Linked DNA regions of Mus musculus: regions 2 and 3 are each linked to region 1. The links are chromatin loops, found by intact Hi-C in ENCODE. Cell type or tissue: left cerebral cortex. All regions are shown on one strand. Links, peaks and the distances in the headings refer to the core of each region. The heading gives the core; the rest is flanking DNA.

Region 1 (11,001 bases), core at 3,791-8,790:
ACTCACTTTTATTCGTGGTTTCGAAGCCAGGGGTCAGAGTCACGAAGCAACTTGATCAAAGGTTACATGCTGTGATTCAGTACACTACTGGGATGTAGCACATGGCTACAGTTCAATGTTCTGAGAAACTGAGGGTGTGGTTCAGTCCCACAGAACTTACCCATCATGCACTAAGCCCTGGATTTCATTCTCAGTCCTAAGGAGCACAATGTCTAACATACGCGGGAACTACTATTAATTCTAACTCTACCTACATTAATATTACCAAGTGTTAATCCTTCTGCATAACACACAAGTGATTACTTCTTGAACCATGAGTAAGTGGATGTCTATAAGCAGCAGACAAGTGGGCACAGCGTAATGCAATAGAACACAAGACCAATAAGATTGGCTAAACCTAAAAACCTACTTCAAGGAATTTGTTGAATGCCCACTGGTATTTTCTATAATTCTTGTGTAAAAATAAACTTTATGGTATCAGTTCGATGCCCCTTTGCATAATTTTAGCTCAGCTGATATGAATGCAGATCTGCTTTCAATAACATACATCAGGCACGCATCGTGATTGTTGTGAAAAAACTAAGATGAAAGGATGGATGTCTTAAGGTACTGGGAGGTAGAGCTCTTACAAGCAGGATCTATCTTTAGGAAGAGAGACCATAAAAGTTGTGCTTTAATTTTAACTAAATCTCTCTATGGAAAATTTCTAAAAGATCTGGAGAAGTCTGACTTGTATGATTGTATTCTTCCTTCTTTAGACTTAATTACAGGTCAGGACATAATACACGCTCAGAATTATCATAAAAGCAGTTCCCATGTGTGCTAACAGCACATCTTCTGGTTCTACACCTCTCCCAATCCTTGGCTGTTCACTTTCCTATAGTCTCAGTCCCTGAAGAGGGAAACTGAAAGGCTTTCTAACCACCCTTCAGGTGAAGATACCAGTACTTTAGGCAATAGAAATCTGAGCCAAGCACCCAAGCTCTGCAGAAGTGATCACAAACCCAGGATGCAGGCATTAGAAGCAAAGAACCCTGTGAATCACACAATCTCCCAAGACATAGCTGTGGAGGTACCTAGGCATCCCTAACTCCCAAGATACCAATCAAGTCCTAAAATCAACAAGTCCATTGCTGTGTGTTGCCCATCTCATTCATGAAGATGAAATATTTGGTGCTCCAGTGCCCTCTGACAGTCCCTAGTTAATTCTTCTGGTAGAGTAGGATGTGTCAAGAGACAAACCAGTTTCCAGAGGGGCCTTGTGTCAGAGTGAATCAGAGAGAACAGACAATCCCTCACCGAGGATGAGTAGAAAAAGGGGGTGGAAGAGCACCATAGGCTATGTACACTTGACCTTAATTTCCTCTGCAGACTAGAGGATACACTTTGTGAGAACAGTTGTTTTGTTTTTCTGTTTAGTTTCCCCACCCCCTTGGTAATCACTAACATTCGCTGTACTTGGGTGGGAAAACATCTCCAGTTCATATCAAACAAGGTGTTTTTGGTATTCACTCAGTAGAGACAGTGTTTACAGCAATGGTTCTCAACTTTCCTAATGTTATGACCCTTTAATACAGATCCTAATGTTGTGGTTACCCCCAAACATAAAATTATTTTTGTTGCTACTTCATAACCATAAATTTTGCTACTGTTATGAATCACAATATAAATTTCTGATATGCAGAATTATTTCTACTGACCCCTGTGAAAGGGTCATTTGAACCCAATGGGGTCATGACCCACAGGTTGAGAACCACTGGTTTAGACTATGATGGAGTTTTTCTATTATTACTTCCCTATTTTGTTCTCTATCCATGATGGTGTGACATAGAACTTGTTATGTTAGGCTTGCTGGAACCTCTTAGTCATCTTAGCAGATGAATCTCAGCAAATGAATCTAAACTGATTCTCAGTATTAAAAGTCAGAATCAACATCAAGTTTAGGAAATCAGGGAGCTATGATGTGATGGTTAAGAGCCTATGTGGGAGTAGAAGACAAAAGACACATGGAAGTTCAAAACTACTTGTGAGAAGATTTTAAGGTGGAATGCCACTCTGAGATTGGGACTGAAGGAGAGTTCCAGAAACCTGAGCATGCATGGTTGGAGTTATTAGCCTGATGAGTAGCCTAGCAAGCTTTGACTCTGAAGAGGACAAAGTGAATCCTTTAGATGATGCTGAATGAAAACTTTCTATGACATACTTGGCTCTTTACACCAAATAATCTAGAAGGATGCTACTTATAGATCTACTTTATCCTTCAGAAAAGAGGTTCCAAAGTCCATAGTCCGCCACACACCACCATATATGACTGAGCTGAGGAGAGTGACTGGAAGTGAAAGACATAAACTATCTGAGTTTGAAAGTACATTAGATATCAATTCAAATCTGCCCCCTTGAAGCTGAGAGTAAGGAGTGCTTATTGGGTAACATTCACAAGTTGGCTTTTCAATAGAGTCTATAACCCCAGAGCAGCTGGGTCTTACCTTTATTGAGCAATATGGTAGCTATCAATTGGCCAGGACCTAAGGTCTACCTTTTCACAATTAGGTTCTGAAGAAATTAAGAAGACAGTGATGGCGATTACTATGATAGTGATGATGACAAAGGAAATTAAGATGGTGATGATGATGGTGACAATTATGAATGTATGATCATGGTGATGGTTATAATGGTGGTAATGCTGCTGCTGCTAACTGCTAAAGTTACAGGCTAGTATTTTCTCTGCGTTTCACAATGTGTCCTAGATACTATGAGTCCCTCTCACAGCAGCTTTATAGCTTACTCAGATTGACAAAATAGTGTTGGGTCCATATTACATTTTAGTATAAAATGTGTGTTATTCTACATTATCATGTTAAAAAATGTTTCAGGAAAATTCACTTAAGTAACATAGCCCTTATTTTGATCTATCAGAAATGTGTACAGTGTACACATCCTGCAGAATATCAATTGGTTTGCACTGAGAGTCAGTTGTTGTTTTAATCAGACCTGATGTCTTTGAGCCCAAGCATCCTTGCCATTGGTGAAATACACGTGCACAATACTTCATAGCTCGGACCCCCTATTTCTCTAAGCTCAAGACCAAGAAAATTACAACTTCAAGAGGAGACTACCATATAAAAATGACTCCTGATGATATTGTGGTTTTGACTTGACAATACAGTATAGTGAGCTAAAAATAAACCTCCATGCTTACCACCCCCCTTATCTTCAGCTATGAGTCCAGACCACCAATTACGATTTGCTTTCTATTGAGATTTCCAATTCAAACCTACAAGTAGTTGAAGGGATCACCAGAGGAGCCCTCCTACAGAAACAATGGCAACACAGCCCCAGGAGAAGGGCTCAACACTAAGCATTTTTTCCTTCTGACAGAAAACTTTCAAAAGAGAAATGACAGACAGCTCTTGCTAGAGATTTTAATTAAACCTCAAATGAGAAATTCTAGATCAGGCCAAGTGGCAGCTGCACTGATGTGACCTGCCGCAACAGCAGCATGAGGATCTGTGCCAGAAAATACTGGGTGAAAGGGGCCATGGTGCCCTTGTGTGCCATTTAATCCAGCTCTCTACAAAGGGTAGTTCTGAAGAGCCTTCAGAGAGATCTTATGCCTCTATAACTAGTGCAGAATTCAAAGCGAGCTGCACCTGGTTGCTTAGTGACACCGAGTGTGGACCACAGGGTGTTTTAGTGCGGGGCTAGGGGTGGTTCCCTTATTTATCACAGGACAACAGGCTCTGCTGCTCTGCCCTTCGGTTTTTGCTGCAGTTATTAAGCAAGACTCCCTTTAGTACTGCGTAGGAACTAGCTATCTATGTAAATGCCATAGAGACATTTCCCTCATAGAGGCATTTGGGAAACTGCCTGTTTCCACAAAGGTTCAGGGGAGATGTGTTATTTCCCTCCACTCTGCCACACTCTCCCCTCAGGCTCTGGCAGGTCCCACAGGTCAAAACAAAGTTAATTCCATATGAACATAGTTTAGTCTTGACCCTGCCACTTACAGATCTCTAGACAGATCTGTTCGTTTCCCAGGTTTTCATATGGAAATCTATCTAGTTTGACAGAGACTCTGTAAGATCAAGTGCCCTAAACTGCAGTACCTTAAAAATCATGAGACATTAAGTAAGCATACATTTTTATGAGAATTCTTTTATTATTTCTCAATATTGCTTACTATTTCATTAATACATTCTTTAAAAGCTATATATACAGTGTTTAAAAGCTCATATACTCTTTAAAAGATGGTTAACTGAATTTAATCAAGTCCAAGTTACAATTAAGTTGCTTGTAAGAGATTACATTTTACCCTAAAAATACACTATTCCTTATTAAAACCATTCTTGACTGGTATCTTTCCTATATAAATTCCCCAAAATAGCAAAACAGGACATAAATAAATAAATAAATAAATAAATAAATAAATAAATAAATAGCACTCATGGAGCAAAAGAGTTGGTTCATGGGTTAAGAACCTGTACTGCTCTTACAAAGGACCCAAGTTTTTTTTCCAAGTCCTCTAGTTCAGTGGTTCACAACTCCCTGTAACTTCAGCTTCAGAGGAATATGACCCCTCTAGTTTCTGAGGGCACTCCACTCACACACACACAAACACATGCACACATATATACATAAAATTAAAAATAAATAACATCTATAAAAATAATGTTCAAAGGAAAATGGTTTGAACATTAGTAACTCTTATTCTTTTCATTTCTATCACCCATCATAGATTCAAAGCCCTAACCCCAGTGTTGAGATAATGTTTGCTGACCTGCCACATGGTCACTCCTGGTACCTAGCCACTATGGTATGTTCTCTGGTTCCCTGGTAAAGACCAGCCTGCTCCTGGCATCATTTTTTTTTCCTCCACATGCAGAACAAAGCCTACTTTCTACTTTTAAAAATCTCCTATGAAGTTAGATATGGTCACAGGATTTAGTTACAGTAGATTAGATGTAATCAGAAAGTGAAGTGACATTTTTAGAACCTCCCTTCAGGGTCCACATCTATTCCTCAGCTTCCATCTTTCTTCCTAAACACAGAGACATTTGGTCTAAACATGCTCTTGAGTCCCACCACCTCTGCAGAGTGCTGAGAGAGAGAGAAACTAAGTCCCTGCATCCTCTGAGGAACAGTGTCAAATATAAACTCCATGAGCAAAAAGTACAGTTTTCCTTCTCTAAGTCCCTACCACTTTATTTATAGCTGTCAACCTTGACCCTAGTCAGTGGCATGCCTGCTGAACTTTCAAAAGTCTCTATTTCATCAAGGACATCTGTTTGTTTTTGCACAACACATTTAATATATGATTATGAGTCAGTGTGGTACAAAAGCTAGGGATGAGGGGAGGAGCCTTGCCCTACAACAGAGCATTCACTAGTGAATGGAATACATTGAGGGGATGCATTGTAATAAAAGATAAATGGAGCCTTGAGGTCTGTAATGCTGAAGAACAAGACCACAGACGATTAATTGCAGCGTCACAAATGTCTTCAACGAGAAGAGTGATGTATCTGCTACAGGTAACCCTGAGACAGTGCGTGCTCCAACAAAGCCCACCCAAGAGAAACTGAGGCTTGTTGGAGGAGTGCCAAGTTGAAATAATGATAGCTACAATAGAAGCAATGCTGCTGAGACTGGTGTCAGTGAGTTGGCAGACAAAGGAGACCCCCTGCAGGAAGAGGAGCTGGCACCCCCAAGGCCCTTCACCTGGACACAGCACAGTGTGCTGGGTGGACTCACAGCCCACTCGGCTAGGGCTGAGCCAGGGTGTGCAGGTCGAATTCTCAGTCTTCTCTGCCTCCCCATCACCTCCTCAATCAAGGGGGTGGACACGAAGGAAAATGTGCATCAGGGTGTGGGACCGAAAGCATTCTGGAGCTAATTTTTCAGAATCTTCTTGTGGGTGAGGAGAAAGAATTTGTACCCACACCATAGAATAAAACTGTTCTCTAAATCTAGGGTGGTTTGCTCTTTATAGCGCCAAAGGGAAAAAAAATACTCAAGTGAAAAGCAGATAACCCTTAATGGGACCATTGTCTCCCCTAGTTTATATAATGAACAGACCGGTCGGAAACATGCAAGTCATCTTGCCCAACAGAGCAGGCTTTGTCCCTGCCTCTAACATCACTTGGTTACAAAAATAAGCATATTTACCCTCTTCAATAGAAGCTGCCTGCTCAGAATTTCTTCTCGTTGTTTTCCTAAGGACTATGCATGCATTTAACAGAACAAACAGGCCAAGCAGCAATACTTTCACTGAGCTCCTTGGTCCAGGGAAGAAACTAAAAACGGCCCATGAATGGGTGTAAATGCTCAAGAGGCCACTAGAGGGCAGCATCACTCCTAAAGCTAAGATTTCTAACCGCTATGCATGCCTCAGTTGGTGGCATTTTCCAGACATGCTCAAACACAAGCTACAAATATTCTAGCTTCAGCCCTCAGATAAGCCAATTTCAATCTTCATTTTTCTTCTTACATCTGAGCTGCTCCTTGTCTTCTGTTCTCAAAGCAAGCCCGTCCTCAGCAAGCCCCTACCCAGCAGACCAACAGTCCTCCTCAGGCTCACCCACTGAGGAAAGGAGGTCTTACTAGGAGCCCATTTCTAACTGTTCCTAATACTCCCTTTGACCTGATCAGAACCTTAGATTACCTTCTGTGTTTGCTCCCTCGGATGCATTTCTGTTAGAAGAGAACCCCTCAAAGGCTGGGGCCCTGTCTTGTCGCAGCTCAGTTCTTAAGAACCAGATTAATTTGTAGATTGCTGTTGAATGGGTAGATGATCAGACCTCTGGAAAAAACTGTCACAGTTCTCAACAGAGATGAGCCACAGGCAGACTGAAGAGCTTGATCAGGGTCGTGCATCAAACAATAGAATAAACATGTGGTGCAGAAATCTGCTTTACACAATGCACATGCATTTATGTGTGTGTGGGGGGGGGGGGTGCACCATACGCACACCATGGCAAACTTGGGAGTTAGAGGAGAACACTTAAGAGTCGGGTCCTCCTCTATCATCTAAGTGTTAGGGACTGAACTTAGGTCATCAGCCTTGGTGACAAGCACCTTTGCCTGTTCAGTCATCTTGCCAGCCCCTGAGCAGGTTATTTTCTATAAACTTAATCATTCTTTCCAACTCTGATGTAATCCACACGTCAGAATGCTACTTCTTTGGCTTGACATCAAGATTCTCCACATTGATCCCCAATCTTTTTTTCTTGTTGTAATTTGTTTTCTCCAAACAAACGTTTAATTCTGACCCTACTGTGTGTTATAACTTTGGTGGGATATTAACTTGATGGTGTTGTTTGGTGTTTCTCAGCATAGTCAGGTTAAGGTCCCTGGGAGTCAATACCAACGGCCTTCTAAGAGGGACAGAGACAAAGTGACATGCATGTGAACTTCCTGATGTCAGGTGACACTCTGTACTACCAAAGGTGACCCCTCCCTGTTGCGCCTCCAGAATTATGAGCGAAAGCAAATGAGGCTGTTGTCATTAGAACCAACCTCCTCGGTGACAGTGCATCATCCACAGACAACGGACCGAGCCCTAGCACCTTCTCTGAATTCTCTCTAGAGTATCACCAAACTGGCCCACCATCATTCAAACTTCTGCTCTGCTCCCCCAGCCTTTGGTGTTGCTTGAGTTTGTCCTAGTTCTAGGACACACATGCTTCGACACCCTCTAAAAGTTCTCTCCCGAAAACCCAAGATACCTATAGGATTTTGAACCTTTTTTGTGGAAGGGGTTCTGATGAATGGTCTATCCTTTGGTCTTAGTCATCTAAATACATTAGTATCCATAATGTGTCAAGTCTATTGTAAGTACTCCACAAATTTTGTCAAGAGAGGTGATGAGTGTAGTTCAACTCAGCCAGGCACCTTTACTTTCTGTCTTATTTTCTCTCTGTTCATCTTGGGTTTCCTCCAGATGGATCTAAGTGATCTAAAGTCAAGGAACTTATTCAGCTCCTTACACAATGGAGATCTCTATTGCCTGCATACTTTAACCACATGATGCAAACACTGGACATTGTTGTTAAATGCAAACCCTGATCTTTCCTTGTGGCTCAGCACGTAACAACAACTGCACCCACAACAGATCTAACCCTACATATATCATCAGGGACATTTATGAATTTTAGGAGTACATCCTTCCTTTTCATTAGCTAATGTGTTATACATGCCCAAGCTAGGCTGGACTGATGCACTGTAAAATGTAGCCACTACTCTGACCTCTTCTAGAATCTATAATGATATAATAATCATGATGTATCAACTATAGGAGAACAACAAATGAGGCAACCAGGAAGAAAACCAGATCAATTTCTGTCCACGGGTCCAGCATGATGTCAGAGTAGAGAGAAGAGACATTGCGGTGAAGGTCACATGTTCTCAGTGCTGAGTGAAAGCCCCTCATTTGGTAAGCACTGTGTAATACAAGGTAAACCTGGATAGTGATGACAGGCTGAAGAGAGGGAGATTTTCAACATCCTCTTTACTTACAGAACAACATTTCCAGGTGTCATAGTTCCTACTGTCTCCTAGTTCTGTAGTCTCTAACTTTCCTACCTTTACCTACATTTTAAAGGAAAAGTAGATGGGCAATGGTGACAAAAGTTCTTTCCTCATGTAGCGAAATCGCTGACCTCCAACCAGTGATCCCCAGTCCTCTAAGCCGCCTATCAGAGAGACTCAAAGACCTCCAGATCACCCAATTAGAGCATTTCATATACCTCCAAACCACCCAGTCAGAGCACCCTCAGACCACCAAACCACTCAATCAGAGTGGCACAAAGACACCCAAACTACCCAATCAGAGATAAAGACATCCAAACCATCCAATTAGAGAAGCCAACACACCTCCAAATTACCCAATCAGAGTGGATATGGTTGATTCCGCTATTCCTCGGTCTTTTTTCTTTCTAGCATTTAAGATGGCATTGCAGTGATCTATGTCAGCACATAGAAAACTATGTATAGCCACAGGACCAATCTAGTCCACCATGCTGTACATAAAGTATTATTATAACACAGTCATGTTAACTGATTACCTATTATAGTTAAAGCAAGAGAATGGAGTAGTTGTGACAGAAACTATGTGCTTTAAGTTGTAAATCATTATATCTAAACTCTTACACTTGGCCATCCATCTGGGTGTTGTGTCTTTCTCCCACTCTTGGGACACAAAGACACACCTTGTTCACTACCCTGTTCATGACACCTATGCCAGCCACTTGGTAGGTGGAGAATATCCACAGGTTATGAAGAACTTGCAGACTTCATAAGAGAAAAATGTATTAACTTGTATGCAAAGCTCTCAACTCAGCCACACATCTGGAACCACTGCTTCTGGGCATGTGTGTAATGAACTCATGCTGAGAAATTTGTAAATGTCTGGAGAATACTCCAGAGAGGATTTTTGGCACAAGGTACAGTTTTAATATAAATGCCACAGGCTCACTGTGGGGCTTAGAGGGGGCAGAGCAGCACATTTTTTATAGCCCTATTATGCTAAGCAAAAAGCATGCTAAATCACCAGGCAAACTGGGACTGTGGGATATGGGCAGCATCTGGAGAATTAGAACTTGGAGTAAGAAATGTCTGAAAACTTGTTGATAAGGAACACCACTCTGTGCTTCTTGTTAACTTATTTGACCTTATTTGATACTACCCAGAGATTAAAAAAAAAAGTAACTACCGTTAAAAGGCATAAAGATATCGTTCTCTGGAATTTTTTTTTTAGTTTCTGTGAGTAGTCAGCAAATCTATTTTGTATAAAATTCTCACCAAAGCAACTCCTTATTTACAAGTAGAAATCACAATGTACTGGAACCAGCCAGTTACAGCAACTGAGCAGATGGATGCAGGAGTGGCCAATGCCAGGATGCTATATTTCAGCTATTGTTGAAGGCGCAAAGATGGCCTCAGTGGTTCACGTTAGATAACTTCCCTGGCCTCCATGTTCCCACATTAAAGAATTCCCATATTTAAGGGGAAGGCTGAACTTATGGGGCTCTGATGCCTATTATATTTTGTGTATGTATACATGGGCAGGGGCATGAAAAGATAAGAGGACAAGCAGTTGGTTCCTTTGTTGCACTTGGTCTGGGAGGTTGAACTCAGGTTGTCAGCTGAAACTCAGGTCATTATTCTTGGCAGCAAGCATGTATACCTGCTGAGCCATCTTGCTGGCCCCTATAAATGGAACTTTGATCACTAGAAGGACTTTGGTAAGTGGCCACAGTTTAAATGCACACATTCCCCAGCCCAATATGGTTGGCTAACATTTCTCCTACCTTCACACTTATGGTTTCTTCTCTGCAATGTAACCAGACTGATGGACAATGTCATCTATTCATGATTTTTTTTATTCTATAAGCTTCTCTAAAATCTCCGTATGATTTCAAGAGAAAGTCAATGTTCTTATGGCAGAGCAAGCCCTTTGTGACCCCCATCCCCATCCCATGTGCGTCTACCTGGCTCTTATAACCCTTCCACACGGCTTCTCACCACCCTTCCTCCTCTGTGCTCTGTGCTCATGACTGCCCTTCAACAGTCTTGATAGTGTCTGATTGTATCTTTATTTTCCTTATTCCATCTTCTCTGATCCTGATGGTGTTTCTCTACATGACCTCTCCAACTCTTATGGGAATGTTTTTTTCTGTCCTCTGATAGCCATCTGCTTTTTTCTTGAGCATCTTTCTAGGCTTTATCTTTTTTCTAATGGCCTTTCTTGATTCATGATAAAAGCTCTTCTGGGACACCCACCAAAAATCTAACCTCAAGAAATGCATCACATAAAAGATTAATGAAGATACAGCTCAAGTTTAACTTTGGGATGTGATGCTGATGTCTCCCCCAAGGAAACATTGGTTCCTAAAGTCAATGTGCCAAATACCATCATAAGCACTGCCCCAGGTACTGCAAATGTGGGTCTCTAAGATAAATATTAAGATATTCTCCTATGGAATCATTCCCTTACAATACTTCTTG
Region 2 (11,001 bases), core at 2,087-7,086, 110 kb after region 1:
AGTTATTGAACCAGAAACAAAAACTCCTTCCTGGCAGGTGCTCATACATCAACATACAAAAATGAAGGCATGCAAACAGTGTCATATATCTACATGAAAGCTATCTTCTAATTCAAAATAAAACAGCTCATTTCCTTTCTTACTGAAGGGGGAAAACAAAAGAAGGGGAAGGGAGGGGAAGGGAGAAGAACAGAGGGGAGGGGAGGGGAGGGGAGGGGAGGGGAGGGGAGGGGAGGGGAGAAAGGGAGAAAGGGAGAAAGGGAGAAAGGGAGAAAAGGGGAGAAAAAGGGAGAAAGGGGGAGAAAAAGGAGGGAAAGGGGAGAAAAGGAGAGAAAGGGGGAGAAAAGGAAGAAAAAGGGAGAAAGGAAGAAAAGAAAGAAAAGAAAGAAGAAAGGAAGCAAAGAAGGAAGGAAAGAGAAAGAAAGAAAAGAAAGTCAGACAAACAGACAAGTTATTAATTATAAAAGAAATAATTATAAACTGCAGAAGGTATTTTAAAGTCTTCACCATCCGGGCCCCTGTTCCGACACCTCCACCATGCCACACTGTTAACAGAATGCTTTGTTCACCTCTAGTTAATTACATTATGGGATGATTTCACATCACCTGTCATATACTTGCTGTAATGATGACTTCTGTCACAGACTGGCAGCTCATATGTCAATGTTAGGTATTTCAGAATACATTCATTAAAGTACTCATCACTAGCTAGATGAATGTGGAGGGAAAATGTTATGACTCATGAACTCACATGACTTATAAAAATGACTGAGAATTTGAGCAATTGACTCTGTTGAGGTCTTGTCAGAAAATAAGGGCAGACTCATGAGAGGTTTTGAACATAAACAAACAGAAGAACATGTATAAAATCTGGGCAAGGCAAAAGCAGTCAGTAAGTATGACCCCACATGCAGGAAGTCCAGAGGGCTGCTAGGGGGAACATCGTGCAGAACAGATGCAGAAAGAAGATGCCTCAGCCTTAGAAGACAGAGCCTGCCTTTGGTCCCCCTGCTTGTTTGCTAAGGCCTCATACTGATTACTTCAGCAGAAAATCAAAGGGCAAGGGCAAGGAGCTAACATGATGATGAGCTATCCTCTGCTCAGGACAGTGGGGAAAGAGAAGAAAACACATTAATGAAGGAGAGGGCAAGTGGATAATTTTCCCCCTTTCTATTTACAAAAGCCTAGGTCAGATAATAGGAAACACAATGCACTTTCCATTACCATGCAGTGTGGCTTCTGGCTTGTGTTTGAGCAATGTTTCCAGTCTTTTCACATCCAGGCAAAAGATACTCCAGTAAAGAACATTTGAGAGGCACATATAAAACGCTAGGTTTAAAGGGAAAAAACCGCTCTCACTGGTCCGATTACTACTGCAACATTTACTTTCCTGTTGCTGTAACAAGATACCATGACCAACACACCCTTGTCTATGGTTTCAGACGGATAGAATCCATCATAGCAAGGGCTACTTTAGCTACGTACATTTAAATTAAATAAATTTGAAAAACCCCACAAGATTGACAAAAGCAATTAGAAATATATAAGGTATTTATAAGCAGATTCAGATTAAGGACTGTTCAACGTTTCTTCCTGACAAAGAAACTCTCTCATAAGCATGCCTGGTGTTCAGCTTAGACTAATTACTGACTTTAGAGTAAGATTTTTTTTTCTGAATACTGTAGGCCTTAATGACTATAGTGAATTCCTCTGGCCACTTCTGAACTTATTTTATTTAGTAGAGGATGTTATATAGAGAGGCTTACAGCTGGATTCCTAGACTAGTTAGTAAATTAAGACAGGGTTTCATTAACTGGTTCAGTTAACATTTTCTGGCCCTGAGGGTGGAGCTGACTGCTATCCCAAAGTACAAGTTAACTTTTTGATGCTATGATAAAACATCATGACCAAGGCAACTTATAGCAGGTTTTATTTATGCTTACGGTTGAGGGTTCTAGGAGAGCAAGAGTCCATCACAGCAGGGGCTGGGCAAGGCAGCAGAGGAAGGAAGCTAAGAGTTGGCATGCTCACCTGCAAACATGAAACAGAAAAGGATGAAACTGGAAGTAGTTGATGTTCTAAGCTCTCGAAGCCTAACCTAAGGCCACACCTTCTCAAACAGTGTTACCAACTAGGGTATTCAAACACCAAAGCCAATGGAGGACATCTTACTGAAAACACCACAGAGTACATATTGAAAGTCAGCAACAAAAACCTACCCCAGTATGTCACATATATGGCTTCCATCTTCTCTAGAGTCCTGAGGGAAGCTCTTGGTGAAAGTATCTTATGTTAGTTGTTTATGTTGCTCATTCCTGTGTTTGAATGAAATGCTATTTTAATAAAAGTTTGCTAACACTGGGCTTCCATTTTCTGTTCTTATTTACTACATATTGGGGATTTGCAGAGTGTGACCAGCAGGTGGAAGGTTGATCCTGGCATTCTCAGCATACAGTATTCACATATTACACTGACATTTTAACTTGTGTGATTCCTCTCACGTGATTTTCCACTATCCTCTGATGGTGCAAGTATTTGTGCAGCCTAAATCAAAGATCAGTCCATATAGCCTTTCAGTGCTCTCCTATCCATTTCCAATTGGTCTTTAAAATCACCATACCTGGCACTTTAAAATTACACAAAATCTGATTTGAATTACACTTACATGGGTTGGGAATCCTCCCAATGTCTGCCTCAAGTGCATAGGTTTCTTGAAATTAAAGTGTTTATCATCTTTCAGCCTCTACATAGATTGTTCCAAATTAAATGGAAAACTGGTTCGAAATCCAAAGTGCATTCTTCTGATGGGAAACTGTCGGAGGGATGCATAGCTACTTAATAAAAGATGGCTACTGTGAAACAAATAATTACTCACTGTGGTACTGAGATTTAACATAATATTGGTTTTGAAAAGGTGAGCACTGGTGAAGTTTCTCTGAACTGTCCCAGCCACTTGGAAATGAAGCTGTTTTGGACTTCTTTCTCACCCTGGATTAGATCTGGTTTTCACTCTGGTGGCTTAAGACTTATTAACGGTTCCCATGGCCTTGAAGCATTTCCAGGTGTATTCTTTGGGCATTCAGTTGAAAGGAAGGTTTAATGGGGCTTTCCCTAACATCTAAGATCTAGTGACTCTTATTTTTGTCTACCGCATTATGAAGTTGAAGTCTCTCTAAGGAACATTAGTGTTTCCTGTGGGACAGGGAAGCTTTAACTACATTTATCTCAACTGCGCCAGTCCTGTCCTTCACTGGCTATCACATCACGTGACTTAGTATTTAGTAAGTGGATGAACCAGTGACCTCTGTAATTCCTAATAGCTACCACCTGAAACTTTAAAACCCATCACACAGACTAAAATAAAATCACAAGGCCAAACACTATAGTCTGGGCTAATGGCTAAAAACTAAACAAAACTGGCTTAACTATATGTTCTGATAAGAATGCCCAGAACTATTCAGAGTCTAGCATAAATGTGTAGATTAATTTTGAGCTTAAACTTTCATTTATTGCATGGCTAGTAAGCCTCAGGATAGTGCTGCCAGTCACTAGGTTAGTCGAGGCAGGACTGCAAACTGAAAGGCTGCTTGCACAATTCAGTGATAGGTTTCCTCAGAATCAGTAAACAATATAAATAAGGAAAAAGGAAAAAAGCCCGGGAACTCACAGCACAGCGTGTGAGGGTCCTGGTTCCACAAGTACCAGGGAAACGGGCCATTTAAGAGCTTTGAGTTCGCAAGCAGATCACATCCGCACTGCTAATAATGATGAACATGGGTCCCCTTTCGGGGAAGCGCCTAAATGTCTACCACTGGCATTTTTAAAACAAAAGAGCACATAAAATCCTAGCGCTCAAACTCGCACTCACGCGTCCTCTCCCAGACCCAGAGTAAAAGCTTGGGACTTTGCCCTAGTTCATTTTCAGCGCCAATGTGCCCCGGAAACCATGGTGCGAGACTGACACGGCCGTCGTCCAATGGCACAGCACGCTGAGGCGGGCGCTCACGCTCATGTCCAATCGGCTCGCGCCTCGGGATGTCAGGGCGGAAGCGGCCGCCATGGAGCCGCTTGTGCAGCAAACCGAGCGATTCTCCGAGCTGTTGGCCGTGTCGTGTGGGTCGCTGGTGAGCACGTGGGACGCCGAAAAGGTGCGCAGGGCGCTGCAGTGGGCGCGTTATCTGCTCCACGTGTACCGACGCTTCGCGGGCCGCGGCCGCGTGCGGGAGGCGCTCGAGAGGCGGCTCCCCGCGCGGGGAGGGCCGCTCGGGCTGCGCAGCTTCGCGGCGCTGGAGTCCGGGGACGCGCGGCTCGCCCTCCGCCTGCTGCGGAACCGCGCGCTCGCGCCCGCCGCCGCCCGCGCGCTGCCGAGCTTGCTGTTCCCGGGCCCCGCCGCGGACCACCGAGACGACGTGCCGCAGTCGCGCCTGGTCCTCCTGGCGCGCCGCGGAAGCGCGCTGCGCCTGCTGTGCCGCCTCGGCGGGGACGCGCCCAGGAGCGCGCTGCTGCGCACGCACGCGGAGCTGCTGGACGCGCGCCTGCACGAGCTGGGCGGGGCCGACTCCGCGGCCGCGCGCAAACTCCTGGACACGTTGTGGACGCGCGGGCCGCGGGAGCACGTGCTCGACGTGACTGCCGAAGCGCTGCTGCTACGCGAGGAAGACCCGGAGCCAGCCCAGGCCACGGACCCTGCGGGTGCGGATGAGACACAGAAACTACTGCGCTGGCTTCTCGAAAGTCCCGAGGTATTGGCCGCTTTTTGCCGCCATCTGCCAGCCAAGCGCCTGGCCTCCGTGGCGGGCTGCCACCACGCACTGTCTCGCGCCTACCTGGACCTGCTCACAACGTGGGCCACGCGGCTGCACTATGATCTGCAAAAGGGTGCCTGGGTCCCTACACAGATGGAGGACATGCCCTGGGAAGAGCTGTGCCTAAGGCTGCAGAGCTTGTGCCATGCCCAGCCATTTCTGCAGGAAGAGGTGCTGGTGACCCTAAGGTCCCGCAAAGCCTTGGATGGAGATTTCGAGGTTCCTGGGATGAGCATCTGGACAGACCTCCTGGTGGTGCTTGAGTGTGGGATCGTGCTAGAGTAGATTCTCAGTTCCCAGGCTGGGCATCTGGACAGACCCTGTCCCATAGAGGGAATAACAAGCATACTTCTCACCAAAGCCTCTATGCACAGCATCCTGCTACTTCTTGACTATGCAGTTTACAAATTGTCAGTGTTCTCCCCAATTCCCTATATACATGCTCCCAAAACCTAATTATTCAGGGGCCAATTTTAAATGGTTCATAATATAAATATATATAATATGCACAATATCTATAAATTTATATATTATATAATATGTATTATATAGAGATTGTTTTTGTTCTGGTAATGGACCCAGGACCCTGCCTATGTTAGTGTTCACCACTGAGCTACATCATTAATCGTGAAAGAATTCTTAAAGCCATCGAATTTTCAGCTTGTTTCGTATAAAGCTAATTTGTAAGAATACTAAAACTAGATTCACCCTAAAAAGAAAAGGCAGCTTTACGTTTTCCAAGAAGGGTACTTTTGTATGATTTACTTGGTTCCTAACACTCTTCAGTAGTACAAAGTTTTATTCAACCAGCAACATGTGGTAGCATCATGTTAACTTCAAAGCTGACTGGGCTAGAGTTAGAGCCCTAAACTTGCTTTCTTTTACCTGTTTACCAACCTATGTGTGCATTAAAATTGCATTGCTCAGAAAATTTTGTTCTTTGTACAAGTCACTACTCTGAAATTCAAAATAACAGCAAATAGTTTAAAGCATTTCTTGAGTACCCACTTAAGTGTTTAGAGCACAGTAAGTGTAAACATACCCCTTTGGGTTATATGATGAAGGGATCTAGTAAGTTAAGAGAATCGAGACCACTTCTGCCATTTATCAAGTTAATAGCCCTAACCTGGGGTCATCAGGTGTTTAAATGTCTGATTCTGGTTTTCCTCATGTTTGCTGGATGGAGACTATTTTGAGTATTCTCTGACTAAGAACCCAACTTTATTCTAGGGAGGCAGAGGCAGGCACATCTCTGAGTTCAAGACCAACCTAGTCTACAAAGCAAGTTCCAGGACAGCCAGGGCTACACAAAGAGAAAAGCTGTCTCAAAAAAACAAAACAACTTTGTCTGCTCAAGTGTTTTAAACTTAATAATAAATGCTTTTGTTAATAATTTGCTAAGTAAATTTCCAGGGTTCAACACACTTTCTCCATGGTAAATGCCCATAACTCACAAAATTAATTTCTAATTTTAGAAATAGAGCAAAAGGACATATAGTGCAAAATTTTGATTCTGATTTAGGACACAAGTCTAAACAACGAATACAGTTATCTGAAGAGAGCAGTATCATTTCTTTTGCTCCTGTGATCAAATCCCTTTTTCTAGCCCTGATCTGTGTGAACCGTCTTTCACATCTGCTGTATTCTGACTTGGATTCTTTGTGCAGTTATACACGAGCGACAGCTGGGTCTTGCTGTCTTGCTTCTGTTTTGTTGTTTTAGGGTCTCACTCTAACCCAGGTTGATCTGGAACTCCCTGTCTGCCCAGGCCAGCCTCAGACTCGTAGGGGATCCTCCTTCCTCGGGTTCCTAAATGGTGAGATTTTAGGTATGAGCTGGCACGTACAGCTAACTTCTGTGGTTCAGCTTCGGTGGTTTGAAGTTTTAATCCCGATGCCTTTCACAGCTCATTTTCTGCTGTTTTACTTTTGTTTGCTTGAAGCCAAACCAACGTTTCGTATAGTAAAGGACATCTTTTCCTTAAACTTTTATCACTTCCATTTCAGTGAGTTTGTGAGTTCTGTGGTTGTGTTTCTGTTCATTTACTTAGTAGATTTTGTTTATCTTGTTTTGTTTTTAGGATTCTTTGGGGAAATATCTCATGGTGAGAAACATCTTAATGAGTATCTGCAAAAGTCCATCTGGTTCGTGTGTGAAGGTGGTTTTGCTTTGTGCATGATTTTCCGTTATCATTCAGGAGTGTCAGTTCACTTGTCTCCTTTTCCTTGTTGAGAAAGAAGGGCCTCCTTGCACTGCAGTGCCTTTGTAAGTGGTCTTGTTCCTATCTTCAAGTGACTGATCTTTTGTTCAACATTTGCATCCCCACCGTTTCCGCCATACTCCTGATGTTCCTAATCTCTCCTGTGACTGGCTGGGCCTATACTCGAAGGTTTATGCTGCTCACACCCTAAAGCTCTTTCCTGGCTGTCTCCATATTAGTTTGCTGCTATGGAAACGGTTGGTATCTTATGTCCTGTTTCCCAGGACTGATAATCTGCCCCATGTTTTACCTGTAGTGACTAGCTAGCCTTGGGAATAAACTTTCTAAATCCCTCAGCAGTTTAGTATATCTGTGACACTGCTTTGGGCCACCTTGTGAATAAGTAGAAGTAGGTAGGACCCACATCAGAATCTTTCTTTTAATAGGCTGAAGCCAGTGTGCTGCAGTAAGTTACCTGGGTCCATAGCTGAAAAGGGTGAAGAGACCTTCCTAGAGTCTATGAGGGAAAAATATGCTTTTCTTTCTATACGCCTCAGTTTTTAGTCAAATGATTATTTTTAGAAGTGGGTATCTATGTAATATTAACAGTGCCTGTGATACTAAGTAGTATTGGCAAGGTTTGGTAATGCAAGGCCTTAATATATAAATTTAATATCACTTGTCCAAATTTTTATTTGACCTCCTTCCTCTCAAATCTGCCCATCATGTATACATATATATGTGACATCTCATATGCTTTTTTATGATTCCAGGATTAATTTCTAGCAAATTTTTATTTTAGATTTATCAAAACAAAACAAAAAGAATGCATATGTGCGTCTGTATGAGGATGTTTGCATGTGAGTATAAATTCCCTTTGGAGGCTAAAGGGGAGTTATAATTAGCTGTGAACTGTCCAATGTAGGCCCTCTGCAAGAGCTACCGCTCATTGGTTCTCTAGAGTCAGCGTTGCATTTCAGAGTCCGAGGTGCCTTAAGAGGAGAGCAAATCCCACGCTGTTGATGGGACTTTGTTTCTTTGTGTGTTTCACAGTATTTCTCTTTGACTTTTGCTTTCTTTTTGTTTTGAGTTGATTTTCTTGGGTTGTAATCTTGGTTGTCTGCTTGATTTGATCTGTAATCAATTAAGAGACAAGCCTCTGGACAGATCTGTGAAGGTATTAGCTAGAAAGATTAACTCAAAGAGAAGACCCCCCCCCCAGCCCCCATATCCTTCCAACTGCCTGGGTATATGCAAGTCAGCAAGAAAAACAATTGCTCTTCGCTGGCTTCCCTGACTTGCTCATGAGTGCATATAGTTTGTATGTGTGTCTCTCTCTGAGAATATGCTCAGTGGGGAAGAAGACCACTTCTAACTTGTTTCTCCTAGAGTAGCTAGGACCCCAGACTGCAACTGACACACGTAAGGAACCAGTTGCTCTGCTGGCATAAATGGAAATAGAGCATCATCACTGGGGCATCTGTCCAAGAAGTGCAAACCACTTTAGGAATAATTTAAGTAGGATTGATCTGAACAAGAATCAAGTCCCAATACATGGTGACTTTCTCAGATTTCAGCCCGGCAGCCTTAAGAGCTTGCCAGAGTTACTTTATACCTCAGAGTTGAATCAGTGTTCATCCATGTCATGATTATGTCTGAGGGTAGCCTGGGCTACATAGTGAGTTCAAACCACTAAGAGATGAGTTCCAAGCTGGTCTGAGCTACACACACAATCCAGGCTAGCCTGGCCCACAGTATACAGTCCCTAGCTTCTCCCAAAAAAGGATTTTGTTGCTGAGGGTTAAAGTGTACTTTTCTTGCTGTCACATTTTTTTATGCTGCTGCTGTACGCCAGAGTTCAAAAGTAGAAACAGGTTATAAACAGAATACCCACTCTTCCTAAAAACTGGATACACAATATTCATTATTGACACAACTTAATTGATGTAAACACTCTAGGAAGCAAACATTGATTTTTCTCAGGAATTAATTGGAAATGATCAATTACTCTATCAGAATAGTGGCACCACCTCATTAATCAGACGCTCATTGTCCTGGTAGGCTAAGGATGCCCTTTTGACTTAGGAATATGCTAGCCCTAAGGGAAAGAGCTGAAATCATTACAGTGATGGCCGTCTCCAGCTGTCTCTGGGAGCGTCATTGTTCTTAATACTGAGGTTGGGGTTTGACTTAAAAGGAGCTCACCATGTCTGAAAGTCCTATTGTGGCTCTATCCTTTTACACAGGGAGTGATATGAAACCCAACCTGAGATAAGTTCCATACACAATGACTGTCATGTCCAAAGGAAACCTCAGTTCTCCAAAATCCAAAAGTCTGTCCAAATAGAAAAAAAAAAAAGACTTATTTTAGCAGATGGGAACTGTTATCACCAGTTCATTAGAAATATTGGCTTTTCCCCAACCACCAAAAATCTTCCTATATTCTAGGTTTGAAATCATTTCTAAATATACGGGCTGCCTTTTGGAGTTTAGTGAATCAGGGTTTCCTATGGACCTCACTGTGACCACAGGGTATAGGTCTAGTGTGAAAACTGAGTTTGCATTTTATATTTACGTAGAACTTACGTAATACATACACATAACACACACTGCATTTCTGTATAATACAAGGTTCTGACAAAGTCTGAACACTCATGGTAACCTAGAACCTAGGATTTCCTCTGAAATTGACTACCACAATTCATACTAAAAGAGAACGTGTTCCAAAGACACATTCATCTCTGTGTTCATAATATCCATACCTTATGATACCATATTCAAGTGGCAAATATTTACTCATCTGGCAAGCACTCTCACTGTGTTGTGATTTGATGTTCTAAACATTATTAACGTCCAATCTTCATAATAAACCATCTTTGGTTTTGAAGTGATCTTGCTGGGTTGCACAGGATGACCTTGATCTCAGGGCTGCTTGGCCCAGTCTCCTCAGCAGCAGGGATTACAGATGTGCGCTGCCATGCCTTGTTTATGATGTATATGTATGTATGTTATGAGCCAAGTATATTTTAAAGACTCTATAGAGAAAGCAGAATGCAAAGAACAGGTTTGTTTTAGGTCAATACTGGGCCTGTTAATTCCAGTGCCTGCTCCATGATCTCTCAGATGGTTGTTGAAATATTCATTACTTCACTGAGCATTTGACATAATATCAATAATTTTGGTAAAATATTCTGTGGGAGGTAATGCATATACTTAGAGTATTGACACAGTACCCACAGGGATATAAGCTTGTGAGCTGTTAGTTTTCAGTGAAGATAGATGCAATGTCAGGAGAAAATGGCCAGATTTCTTTACAAGTCCCAGACATATTCAGTACCTTAAAAACCTCTGATGTTCTTTTTTTTTTTTTTTCCATTTTTTATTAGGTATTTAACTCATTTACATTTCCAATGCTATACCAAAAGTCCCCCATATCCACCCACCCCCACTCCCCTGATGTTCTTTTTAAAGTAGACCTCACAGATGACCCCAGCCAGACTCTGTAGGACCCTGAACAAAAATCAAGGCAAGTACAAGAAAGAGGTTTGTTGGGAGCAGAGTGGCTGGTAGGAGAGGAAGGAAAGTTGGAGACGGTGTAGAATCCACAATGCACATGTATGAAATTGTAAAATAACAAAATCTACCCAAAATGATAACTGAATTTGACTCTGCACCTAAGCTTTAAATATGTTAATGATTAAAATTTAAAATAGCAAACCATGTAGATCATGAGTGGTTTTATCATCTCATCTGTAAGTAAAGAAATCTCATAATTTAGAATACTTTGGGCAGAAAAAAATTAAGTTTTCCATTTTCTGATGTAAAAAAAGCAGCCAATGCAAAATGTTACCAATAGTGTAGACATGTACCTGGGAGTTTACCTGAGGAGAAACAGTCATGGCTGGGCTAAGAGTGCAGCAGATGTGTCTTCCATTCCTTCTGCTCTGTTTTCCTGATAATTGCAAAAACATGGGTTCCTGACAGGACCAGTTTCGA
Region 3 (11,001 bases), core at 3,704-8,703, 96 kb after region 1:
TCATGCTGAGATCTGCACCAGAGCTTAAGTGTTTAATTTGATTTATGTTCATCAAAATGAGTAGTTTATATGGGGTTAGAGATGGTAAAAAAGAATATTGTACTTTGGTATCAGTTAAGAATCATAAGCTATTAATATGACAATATTCTGCACTCACTGAAACACACAGGTGCCTATAGCTACTACCCAAACTTCTCTGTCTCCCTTTCATCCTCCACCCCTCTCATCTCATTATAAAAAACAAAAAAAAATAAGCAAACAAACAAACAAAAACACTAAAAGCAGTAAAGCTCAAAAGATGTGCAGCCCAGGGTCCTACCTTTAGATGCAATCTTAGCTCTTGTCTACAATGTTGACCTCACTTCTAACCATTAAGGTTTTTTGTTTTGCTTTGTTTGTTTTTTGAGACAGGGTTTCTCTGTGTAGCCCTGGCTGTCCTGGAACTCACTTTGTAGACCAGGCTGGCCTCGAACTCAGAAATCCACCTGCCTCTGCCTCCCAAGTGCTGGGATTAAAGGCGTGCGCCACCATTGCCCAGCTAACCATTAAGTTTTAAGTGTTAAAGGTTCCAAACAATGCAGAAATCAAAGATTATAGGTCACTAACCATGTCTTTTAAAATTAAAAACAAAATGAATGTGTCAATCCAAAAACTCTTCCAACATCTGGCAGGAGAAATGTCATTTTGAACTAGCCTCAACTTAGGACTTTATTGTCATGTGACTTATTTTAACCAACCAGTAGCATCTCTGGAAGATATAGCTCCTCAGTCAATGTTCTGAATGCAAAATCCTTGCTGTTGCCATTTTTTCATTTTATTAAAAACAGATTTATTTGTCATACAATAAATCCTGATTACATATCCCTGTCCTCCTCCTCTTCTCAGTTACTTCCCACTTGCCCTCCTATTCACACCCACTACTTTTCTGCCTCTCATTAGAACACCGCTATTATTATTGGGTCGTATTTTAATTTGGTTTGATTCTGTAGCCCAGTCTGTGCCAACTCACTATGGAGCCATCTTGGGCTAAACTCTAAAGCGTTCCTGCCTCAGTCTCCCAGGTGCTGGCATCACATGTCTGTACCTCTATTCCAAGTTATAAATGTGAAACCTCAATTCAAGAGCCCAATCAGAAAATAAAGTCCACAATTTAAACATAAAAGCAGTCTCAGATATTGTAATAGAGCTATAACCTCTGTCGGGAACCAAATCAAAATAAATTGAAAAAGTATCAGGCAAAATAATATACAGCTTTAGTTACATAACTGGAGAATAGACTCCATAAGCCCTTAGAAAAGTTGAGAAGTGGAATTCTCAAATACTCCTAAGAGACTGGTGGCCTAGGAAGATATTTTGCCCAAAGTAATGGGGTATTCAGGCATTAAACCTCCATACCTTTCTTGTACCCAGTCTCTGTTGCTAACTCTTTAGGTATCTTTTTTACTAATAGCCAGATAATGACTTATCTTGGATAAAACAATCACACACACACACACACACACACACACACACACACACTGACACAAAACATGCACACACACATACAATTCTTTCTCAAGACAAAATATTTCTGGCAGTTCAAATTTCTTACAAGTCATTGTTATAAAAATCCTACTTAACTATTCTTCCAGACAATGAAGCACAGATTTTTAGACCTCTGCCAGATTAAGCTGAAACACAATTTGAGTAGAAAACCATCTAAAGTCATTATGTGGAAACTGTTACGGCTCACATCAAAAGTTTATATAACTCAATTTGGCAAGCACTTACTTTGTGAGAAGATTTACATATTGTTTATAACATAAACTTATATTTTAACTCAAATATAGCAATGAACTATCAGAATTCCACATTTTCTTCAGATATATATGCAACACATAAATATATTTGCGTGCAATATTATATATATGTAATGTGTGTGTGTGTGTGTGTGTGTGTGTGTGTGTGTGTGTGTGTGTGTTATGTATTTCACATAACAAAAAGGGAATAGAAACATCTCAGGTGAATTACCCTGAAAACATCTAATACATGAAGTCACCACACACCTTAGCCCACCTTGGCAGAAGATACTTCTAGTCTCCCTCCTGGTCTTTCCTCTAGTCAAACGACATTGATTGGAAAACTTGTGTGAGAGTTCAAGAAAAATTAAATAAACTGGCTCTTTTTGGGGACACAATATCAAAATCACAAAAACACAAAAATAATGGTACAATTTCTACAGAAATTTTAATCGAAACTTCCTAGAAACACACCAGATATTTTAACCAGCTCAGGTCTTCACAAGGTTCTGTGAACTGGCACAACCCTCCACTTCTGAACAATAGTTCAAAAAGGCATGTTTCTGCAGATAAAATTAAGCCCTGAAATTTTGCCACATCTTCAAACTCAAAAAGTTTAATTAGTGATTGGTATCAAGCTTGGTGCCATGCTAGAAAACTTAAGGAGAGGGGCCAATCACAAGTCCTTTGACTCTGGTGACTTCTGCCATGTAGATTTCTTTCCCAGCAAAGCATAGTCCAATGCACAAAGTAGGGTCTCACAGATAAAATGAAGAGCTGTACGTAAAGCTCAGTGGCACACAGATGAAACCCAAGCTATCTTTCCTGGTCAGAAACTTCTCAGGCAGCCCGCAGCACAGGTTCCGAGGTGCATAGGTGCACAGGCAAGGCACCGTGGCCCTGCCTTGGTTCCTCCAGCTCTTACCTTCTCTTAAGCAGTCAGAACCTGAACACCCATGTTGGAAAGGACGACCACCACACTCTCCACAGCTAGAGCAGGGCATTCCTTGAAGAAGGACTCATTGATAGAAGCCAAAGACAAGCTAGGCAAATCAGTCGGGAGCTGTAGTTACGAGCACAAAACTAAGAAGTTGTTTGGGAAAAGCAGCAATGACCACAGAGTTTGTTCTCAGCCCTGCCTCTCAGAGTCCCTTGGGACAGGTGGGAAGGAAAGGAGGACTTCCTGTGCCTGGCGGATGCTCCCAACCTGTCTGAGCCTTTATTTAACACCATGAGGCCAAATGAGTGTCCCTCTGAACACAGGATCTTATTTCCTTTACATAAAATCTCCTATGAACAAATCATCAAACTTTGTTAAGAGAGGTTTAGGGTGGTGGGTAGGGAGTCGATAAAAACAAAGATGAAGATAAAGAAAATGGAAAAAGCAAAGACTGTAATTTAAAAATAGTAATTGGTAGAAAAAACCCACCCCACCTCTATGTGTATTAGAATACAGAAAACAGAATGTTAGGCGCTGAGTTTGCTCTCATTCTAATCCCACACTAGGAACTCACTCGGGATGTCTGGACCAAGTCAATTCTTTAGAGTTGATATAATTTAATTTTCCAGTGTAATTAATACAAAAAATTAATAAGTTGGCTCCTTTGCTCCCTAAACAGTTTCAGACTCCAGTCATATCAGGCTAGGCTAAAACAAGACACCAGGTCGAAATACAAAATTCTAGATAAATTTAACGTTTGTTCACACACAAATGAAGGTTCAACTCTACCCAATTCTTTCACCAAAACAGTCACCCCAAATTGCATCACAACCTCTCCTTCCTCTGCCCCCATTAAGTCAAAAGGTCAGGAAGTGTGAATAAGACCGCCAAGCTCCCAGTGTCCCCTCCCCCCATAACCGCAGAGCATGCATAGCGTTACAGGCTCGCTTGAGCATCACGCATGTGTACATTTACGTCCAAACGCTAATGAGGCTTCCTCACTTCCGCCCCTGGTTGGCTGAGCGGTCCCAGAGGGCTTCTTGTACTGCTCAACAATAGGGATGGAAGGGTGGAAGCTGTTTCTTGGGTACCAGGAGGTCCCCCACTACAGTGAGCACGGCTCACCCTTCCTGGTGGTGCTGGTGATGCTGCTGCTGCTGCTGCTGCTGCTGCTGCTGCGGGTGTTGCTTCCAGGTCCCTCCCCCGCTCCTGACTGCAGTAGAAGCTGGGCTCCCCTCCTGGCTGCGTGCTCACCCAGCCAGCTGCTCCCTGCGACTCAGCTCAGCAGCACCCGCGCTCTGGTGTGTACCCCTGAGGCTCCTCCAGATGCGGGTCCTGTGGCCCTGGCTCCCCACAGCCCAGCAGCACGGTGGCGGCAGCTGTGGCCGCACCGCCCCTCTTCATACTTCTGTGATGGCTCCTCTTGGTGCTGTTTGGGAAAATGATTTTAAGCCCTCACGCCAGAAACAGCTTTCCTACATTTCATCAGTCCACACGGACCAAGAGGAAGTAAAACGCTTACTTTTTTTTTTCCCCCTTGCTGGACAGCAAATGTGGTTGACACTGATTTACCCTTCAAATGGGAGAGATTGTATTACAAGCCCTTGGCAGCAATTCCGAGTTGGGGCCAAGCTCCAGCCCCTTGCCTGTCCCCCAAACACTAAGCTAAGACAGAGGGGTGGGGAGCTGGGAGGATATCATATTTAACTTCAGGAGTTTTAACAGTCAATGACTTTAGCACAATGTTAAAATTGGGTGTTGGAAAGTTTTTCTTTCCTGACCTGTGAGTTTGCACACTCAGTGGCATGAGCTTTCTAGTAACTTGGGCCAGTGTTCATTACAAATAGAAGAATGTGATGTCTTAAAATTCTGTTTAAATATCATAGTTTAGAAGGGCTATCTGCACCCAGGGCTTTTTCTACTTTAGGAAGGAAATGTGATTGTGCCCTTCCTTCTCTCAGGCATAGTTCAGTGTTGTGTTGAACATCACAGACAATTCACCCCAACTGCTTGTGTCAAGTTATGAAATTTAAAATGAAAAGCTTTGCAAGAAGTGGACAGATGTTGGACTGTCTGGTTCACCTCTGAAGGACAGAAGCCTCTAGCTGAGTGTTGGGTTTCAACTTCCCAGAGTCTGCTTCAAGGGATCTCCTTGTGTATGTCTGCATCTAGCCTGCTTGACTGCAGTACACAGGTACTCGCTGATCCCTAGATACTAGGTTAAAATGGAATGAATCTTGGGAAGAGAAACCCATTGGTACTGTAAACTTTATATGCCCCAGTACAGGGGAACACCAGGGCCAAGAAGTGGGAGTGGGTTGGTAGGGGAGCAGGGCTGGGGGAGGGTATAGGGAACTTTCGGGATAGCATTTGAAATGTAAATAAAGAAAATATCTAAGAAAAAGAAAAAGGAAAAAAAAAAGGAATAAGTCATACTCACATCTCTTACCAGAGAACAACAAAACCAACAAAATATACCCACAAATCTACAACAGCAAAGAAAGGCAGACCACGTTACCTGCCAGTGAAAGTGCATTCCACATTTATTATTGTTGCCATCTGGAGGGTTACTTGCTCTAAAATATTCAGAAATGGTACCAATTATTTGCATCCAGTGACAGTGCAAACAAAAAGAGAAAGACAATGGAAAGACTTAGGCTAGTCATGCTTTTCATTTCTGTTATATTTCCTATTGCAACTGTTGGCTCCAGAGTTCCCCTTAGCATACCCAAAGGAGAAAAGGATCATTCCTCAAATTGAAAATGAACAGTATCTAAAACTGACCTACATAAAGAACAGGAAAGAAAGGGAGGGAGGGAGGGAGGGAGGGAGGGAGGGAGGGAGGGAGGGAGGGAGGGAGGGAGGGAAAAGAGAACAGACAAAACTTGGTGAACTGGCACGCATAACCATGAGGAAGATCATTTCTCAGTTTGACCTGGTTTTAATTTTCATAGAACTCTCCTCCACAAGGCATTTTGAATTTCTGAACCTGCGCACTTTACAAAAACCTTTATATTCTTAGTAATTTTGTACCGTCAAAACATCATCATCATCATCCAAAGACTTAAAATATGTTTTCCAGGAGATATCCCGGGAGTTCAAAGAGTTTACCACCTTGGACTTTAAAAAGCTTACTTATATTTTATCTTCCCTTAGATAAAAATAGGTCTCATTATTCATTACTTCCATTATAAATAGGGAGTTGAGATGTTTTTGCTGACTTGAGGAGAAATGCTAAAGAAATAAAAGGAGGCTTTTGAGGGCAGTGAAGCAGCCCAATCACACACACTCACACCTCCCCATGGTCCAGCCTTCCCATTTCTAAGCTTTAAATTATGCAGCATGCCAGTCTCTGCCCTTCAAGGCAGATCTAGTATAAAAATACAAGAAGCAACGGGGAACTTATATTTTCTTCCTTGCATTCTTTACAGTTGAGCTAAATATTCTTTTGGTGATGAAAATAGAGCACAGGAGTTCCAAAGATGCATTTTGGAGGCTAGCTGTGGTTGTTGTTTCCCTTTTATTGTAGATAATTTTTTTCTCTGACAATATATATTCATTAGAGTCTCCCCTCCCTCTGCTTCTTGTAGTTCTTCCGCATCTACCCTCCCATCCAAATGCACCCTTCCTGTCTCTCACTCCAAAACAGGCTTCTCAGGGACTATAATATAAATCATCACATCAGAATAGGGCAAACTAAACAGACAGAAAGAAACAAGCCCAAGAAAGTGGTTTAAAAATCAGAGACCCGCTCGTTCACATTCAAGAACCTTATAGAAACAGTAAACTGAAAGCCATAGTATACACACAAAGGACCTGTATGTTATAGAGAGAAGAAAATATGGCAAAAAATAGTTTTTAAAAAAGAAAAGCTGACATGACACCAGCTCAACTTCACCACATTTAGTGAGTTGTGTAAGTGTTGTCTTAAGCAATGGAGCCTTGCCATCAATTTGTAGAGAGCCATCTTGTCAACAGTATAGGTTGCATAAGGGTTCCCATGGGACCCTTTTGGCCAACAGCTCAAATAGATGTAATCCAATCCCAGTGCTGGAAGCTTTGTTTGATGAAAAGAGATGGCAATTTGGGGCTCTGTTTCCCCCATTATTTGAGGATTTCATTTAGATAACCTTCATATGTATATATTTTAGGACATCTCTACTGTATTATATTTCCAAACTACCCCTCAAATGGCCCTTAATTTTAGCTTTCTCTTCTGGTATTCCTTCCCTCTTTTCTCTCTTCCCTCCACCTCTGCACTTAATCTTTCCAGTCTCCCACCCTATCCATCCATGACTATCTGTTCTATTTCCCTTTCCTAGAGAGTTGTATCTGCCCCACTCCCCTGATTCCCTTACTGTATATCCAATCTCTGTTCCATAGATTATTTGCAGGTTATCACTGACTTAACAACTAATATCCACATATAAGGGAATATATGCCATATTTGTTTTCCTGAGTCTGGATCACCTCCCTCAGGATAATTTGTTCTAGCCCCATCAAGTTACATGTTGTCTTAGCAAGTGTTTCCATTGCTATGAAGGTATAGCATAACCAAGGTAATCTTATAAAGGGAAACATCTTATTTGGGTTGGCTTATAGTTTCAGAGGTTCAGTCTACTGTCATCATGGTGGGACACACAGCAACATGCAGGTAGACATAGTACTAAAAGAGCGGAGAGTTCTACATCTTGCTCCAAGGGCAGCCAAGAGGAGGCTCTTATCGGAACTGGGCAGAGCTTAAGCCTCAAAGCTCACCCCCACAGTGACACACCTACTCCAACAAGGCTACACTTTCTAATAGTGCTACTTCCCATGGGCCAAGCATTTTCAAACCAACGTACAAGTGAATCCCATGATCTCATTTTTTAATGGTTGTAATACTCTATTTTGTAAATATAACACATGTCCCTGTCAATTCTTCCACATTCTTACAAGCAAAAGTCACTTGTTTTATGAACCTTAGCTATTCTGATGGGTGTGAGATAAAATATCACAGTAGTTTTGCATTTTCATGGTGAATGAGAATGTTGAACATTTCTTTAAGTGTTTCTCAGGCATTTGAGATTCTTCTATTGAGAATTCTGTTTAGAAGTATAGCCCACTTTTTAGCTGGTTATTTACTGTCTTGATATCTAGTTTTTTAAGTTCTTTAAATAATTTGGATTATAGCCATTTATCAGAAGTGTAGTTGGTAAAAATCTTTCCCCATTCTGTAGGCTGCCTCTTTGTTCAAATGACAGTGTCCTTTGCTCTGCAGCTTTTCAGGTTCATGAGCCATTTATTGTTGATCTCAGTACCTGTGCTAATGGTGTTCCATCCAGAAAGCCTTCACCTGTGCCAATGAGTTCAAAGTTACTCCCCACTTTCTACTCTATCAGATTCACTGTATATCCATCTATGTTAAGGCTTTGGTCCATTTGGAGTTGAGGTTTGTGAAAGGTGTTAAGTATGGATCCATTTGGATTGTTCTATATGCAGCCATGCAGTTTACCTAGCACCACTTGTCGAAGATGTTATCTTTTCATTCCATTGTGTATTTCTGGCTTCTTCATATAAAATCAGGTGTCCATAGGTGAGTGGATTTATATCTGGGTCTCCAATTCAATTCCACTGGTCACAGTGACTGTTTTAATGTCAATACCATACTGTATCTATTGTTATAACTCTATAGTACAATTTGCAATTGGGGATGTTGATACATCAAGCAGTTCTTTTACTATTCATGATTGTTTTAACTATCCTGGGTATTGTGTTTCCATATGAAACTGAAATTTTCCCATTCAAAATGTACAAAGAAATTTGTTCAAATTTTGATGGGGATTTCAATGAATCTGTAGACTGCCTTGCTAGGTTATCCAATTTTACTATGTTAATCCTCCCATCCCATGAGCATAGAAGATCTTTCCATCTTCTGTTATCTTCTCCAAATTCTTTCTTCAATGTCTTAAAGTTTTATCATACAAGTCTTTCACTGGCTTGGTTAGGTACCCCAAGTTATTTTATACCACTTGAGTCTATTGTAAAAGGTGTTAGTTCCCTGATTTCTTTCTTAATCTATTTGTCATTTGTAGGCTACTGATTTCTGTGAGTTAATTTAGTATATAGTTACTTTGCTGGAAGTGTTTTATCAGCTGTGGAAATTTCCTGAGAGAATTTTTTAAGGGTCATTTTTGTATTCTATCATGCTATCTACAAATAAAGATACTTTGACATCTTCCTTTCCAATTTTTATCACTTGGTAAACTTCAGTGGTCTTAGTTGTTCTCACTAAGACTTCAAGTACTATATTGAAAAAGTATGGAGAGAGTAGACAACCTCGCCTTGTTCCTGATTTTAATGAAATTTCTTTGAGTTTCTCTCCATTTATGTTGATATTTGCTATAGGCTTGCTACAAACTGTCTTTATTATGTTGAGTATATCTCTTGTATCTCTAATCTCTTCAGGGATTTTATGATGATGGGGTACCTGAATTTATCAGAGGGCTTTTCTGCATCTACAGAGACATTCATGTGGTTTCCATCTTGCAATTTGTTTATGTGCTGGGTTACATATAGTGATCTATGTATACTGAACTATCCCTGTATCTATAGGACAAAGCCTACTTGATCATAGTAGATGTTCTTTATGGTGTGTTCTTGGATATCTTTTACAAGTGTTTCATTGAGTATTTTTGTATCCATGTTCATGAGGAAATTGGTTTGTAATTCTTTCTTTGTTGGGTCTTTATATGGTTTAGGTATCAAGGCAACTATGGCCTCAAAAAATGAATTGGGCAATGTCCCTTATGTCCTTCTGTTTCTACTTTGAGGAATAATTTGAGGAGTACTAGCATTAACACTTCTTTGGAAGTTGTATGGAATTCTGTGCTAAAATCACCTGGCCCTGGCTTTTTTGTGGGGGATAGGGCTGCTAATTGCTGCTTCTATAATTTAAGCAGACTTTTAAATTATTTGTGTGATCTTAATTTAACTTTGGTAAGTGGGTATCCATTTAGAAAACTATCCATTTCTTTTAGATTTTTCTAAATTGTTAGAGTAGAGCTTTTTAAAATATGTCTTTTTTCTCAGTGTCTGTTGTTATCTCCCATTTCTGATTTTGCTAATTTGGATATTCTATCTCGATCTTTTAGTTAATTTGGATAACTTTTCCCATCTTAATAATTTTCTCAAAGAAAAAACACTCTGCCACCTTAACACAACCTTGGACCACATGAAAAGAGCACTTCAATTAAGAATTTGTCTAGATCAGGCTGGCCTGTGGGCATGTCTCTGGGGGAGTGTCTTGATTTAACAATGTGGAAAGACTCAACCTATGTGGACATCAACTTTCCCTAAGAAGGCAATACTGGACTGTGTAAAAGTTAAAAAATTGAACTACACACAAGCAAACAAGAATCTATACATTTGTTTCTTTTTCTTCTTGTCTGCAGATGTCATGTGAACAGCTACTAGAATTGCTGCCTTAACTTCCCCTCAATAATAAGATAGTAAGCTAGATTTGTAAGCCAGATAAACTTTTTCATGCCCTAAGCTGCTTTTCATCAGTATTTTATCACAGCAGCAAAAATAAAACTGGACCAAATGGCAAACAGTAGTTTTTCTTTATTTGCTTGGGTGTTTGTGTTTCTCAAAATGAGTATTTTCTTTATATATTTCAGTTACTCACTGGGAATGTTTCCAAAGATAACCTTCTATTCAACTCAAATTCTTTATCATAGGAAGCCAGAGTCCAGTGATGGAAATGTAACCTATCTGGGTGGAAGGGGAATGAAGCAATTGTCTCACTTAAGGAGATCAAAAATATCTAATTATGACCTTGATATTTTACTCCATTGAAAACAACCAAGACAGATTTAAAGAATTCTCCACTACAATTTTTGTTTTTATATTATCATAGAAACAGGAAAATATCTGTAACAGTGGGTGTTTCCTGAGTTACTAAATTTTTCACATCATCCCTAACATGAAGTATCCATTTTCTTAACTGAGTAGAGTAACCAATTATATGCCTCGTTGCCCCCCCCCCCCCATCTGTGTGCTACCTTCCTCTTTTCTGTCCCCCATCCCTACTCGCTTCAATGGAAATAATAACTATTGACTTATTCTGGAGGGGAACAAAAGGAGTGGAGATTAGAAGACATGCAATAAACCTAAAGATGAAAGCAAGTGATAAATATTCCAGAAAGTCATTAAGAAACCTTCCTATTTCTTGATGGCTAGAGAGATGGCTCAGTAGTTAAAAGGGCTTGTCAACCTTGACCAGACTTTGATTCCTTGTTC

The links. A loop is a pair of places that touch in the nucleus more often than their neighbours do. Peaks named below come from ENCODE experiments on the same cell type or tissue, not always from the same donor. Only the 100,000 strongest peaks of a DNase experiment are listed, where the experiment ranks them.
Region 2: a loop joins it to region 1, with 3.0 times the contacts of the local background. A loop is called at or near these places in 15 of 42 quality-filtered maps.
Region 3: a loop joins it to region 1, with 2.3 times the contacts of the local background. A loop is called at or near these places in 12 of 42 quality-filtered maps.

What each region holds. Positions count from the first base shown.
Region 1 is chr7:51,968,025-51,979,025 of GRCm38, reverse strand. The region is part of intron 7 of Gas2 (growth arrest specific 2); the gene reads right to left. Among named protein-coding and RNA genes, the nearest start is that of Svip, 32 kb to the left of the region's middle. In left cerebral cortex, for the core only: a CTCF peak has its summit at 6,330 (motif pointing right); a DNase peak (open chromatin) is centred at 6,339.
Region 2 is chr7:51,855,312-51,866,312 of GRCm38, reverse strand. It overlaps Fancf (Fanconi anemia, complementation group F), which reads left to right and starts at 4,046. Exons shown (of 1, transcript NM_001115087.1): 1 at 4,046-5,736. The coding sequence starts at 4,059. The coding sequence ends at 5,090. It also overlaps a transcript of Gas2 not described here. In left cerebral cortex, for the core only: no CTCF peak of the experiment used is centred there; DNase peaks (open chromatin) are centred at 3,998 and 4,444; H3K4me3 peaks cover 1,790 bases; H3K27ac peaks cover 1,094 bases.
Region 3 is chr7:51,872,213-51,883,213 of GRCm38, reverse strand. It overlaps Gas2 (growth arrest specific 2), which reads right to left and starts at 4,247. Exons shown (of 8, transcript NM_008087.3): 1 at 3,844-4,247. In left cerebral cortex, for the core only: no CTCF peak of the experiment used is centred there; DNase peaks (open chromatin) are centred at 3,734, 3,891 and 6,158; H3K4me3 peaks cover 689 bases; H3K27ac peaks cover 735 bases.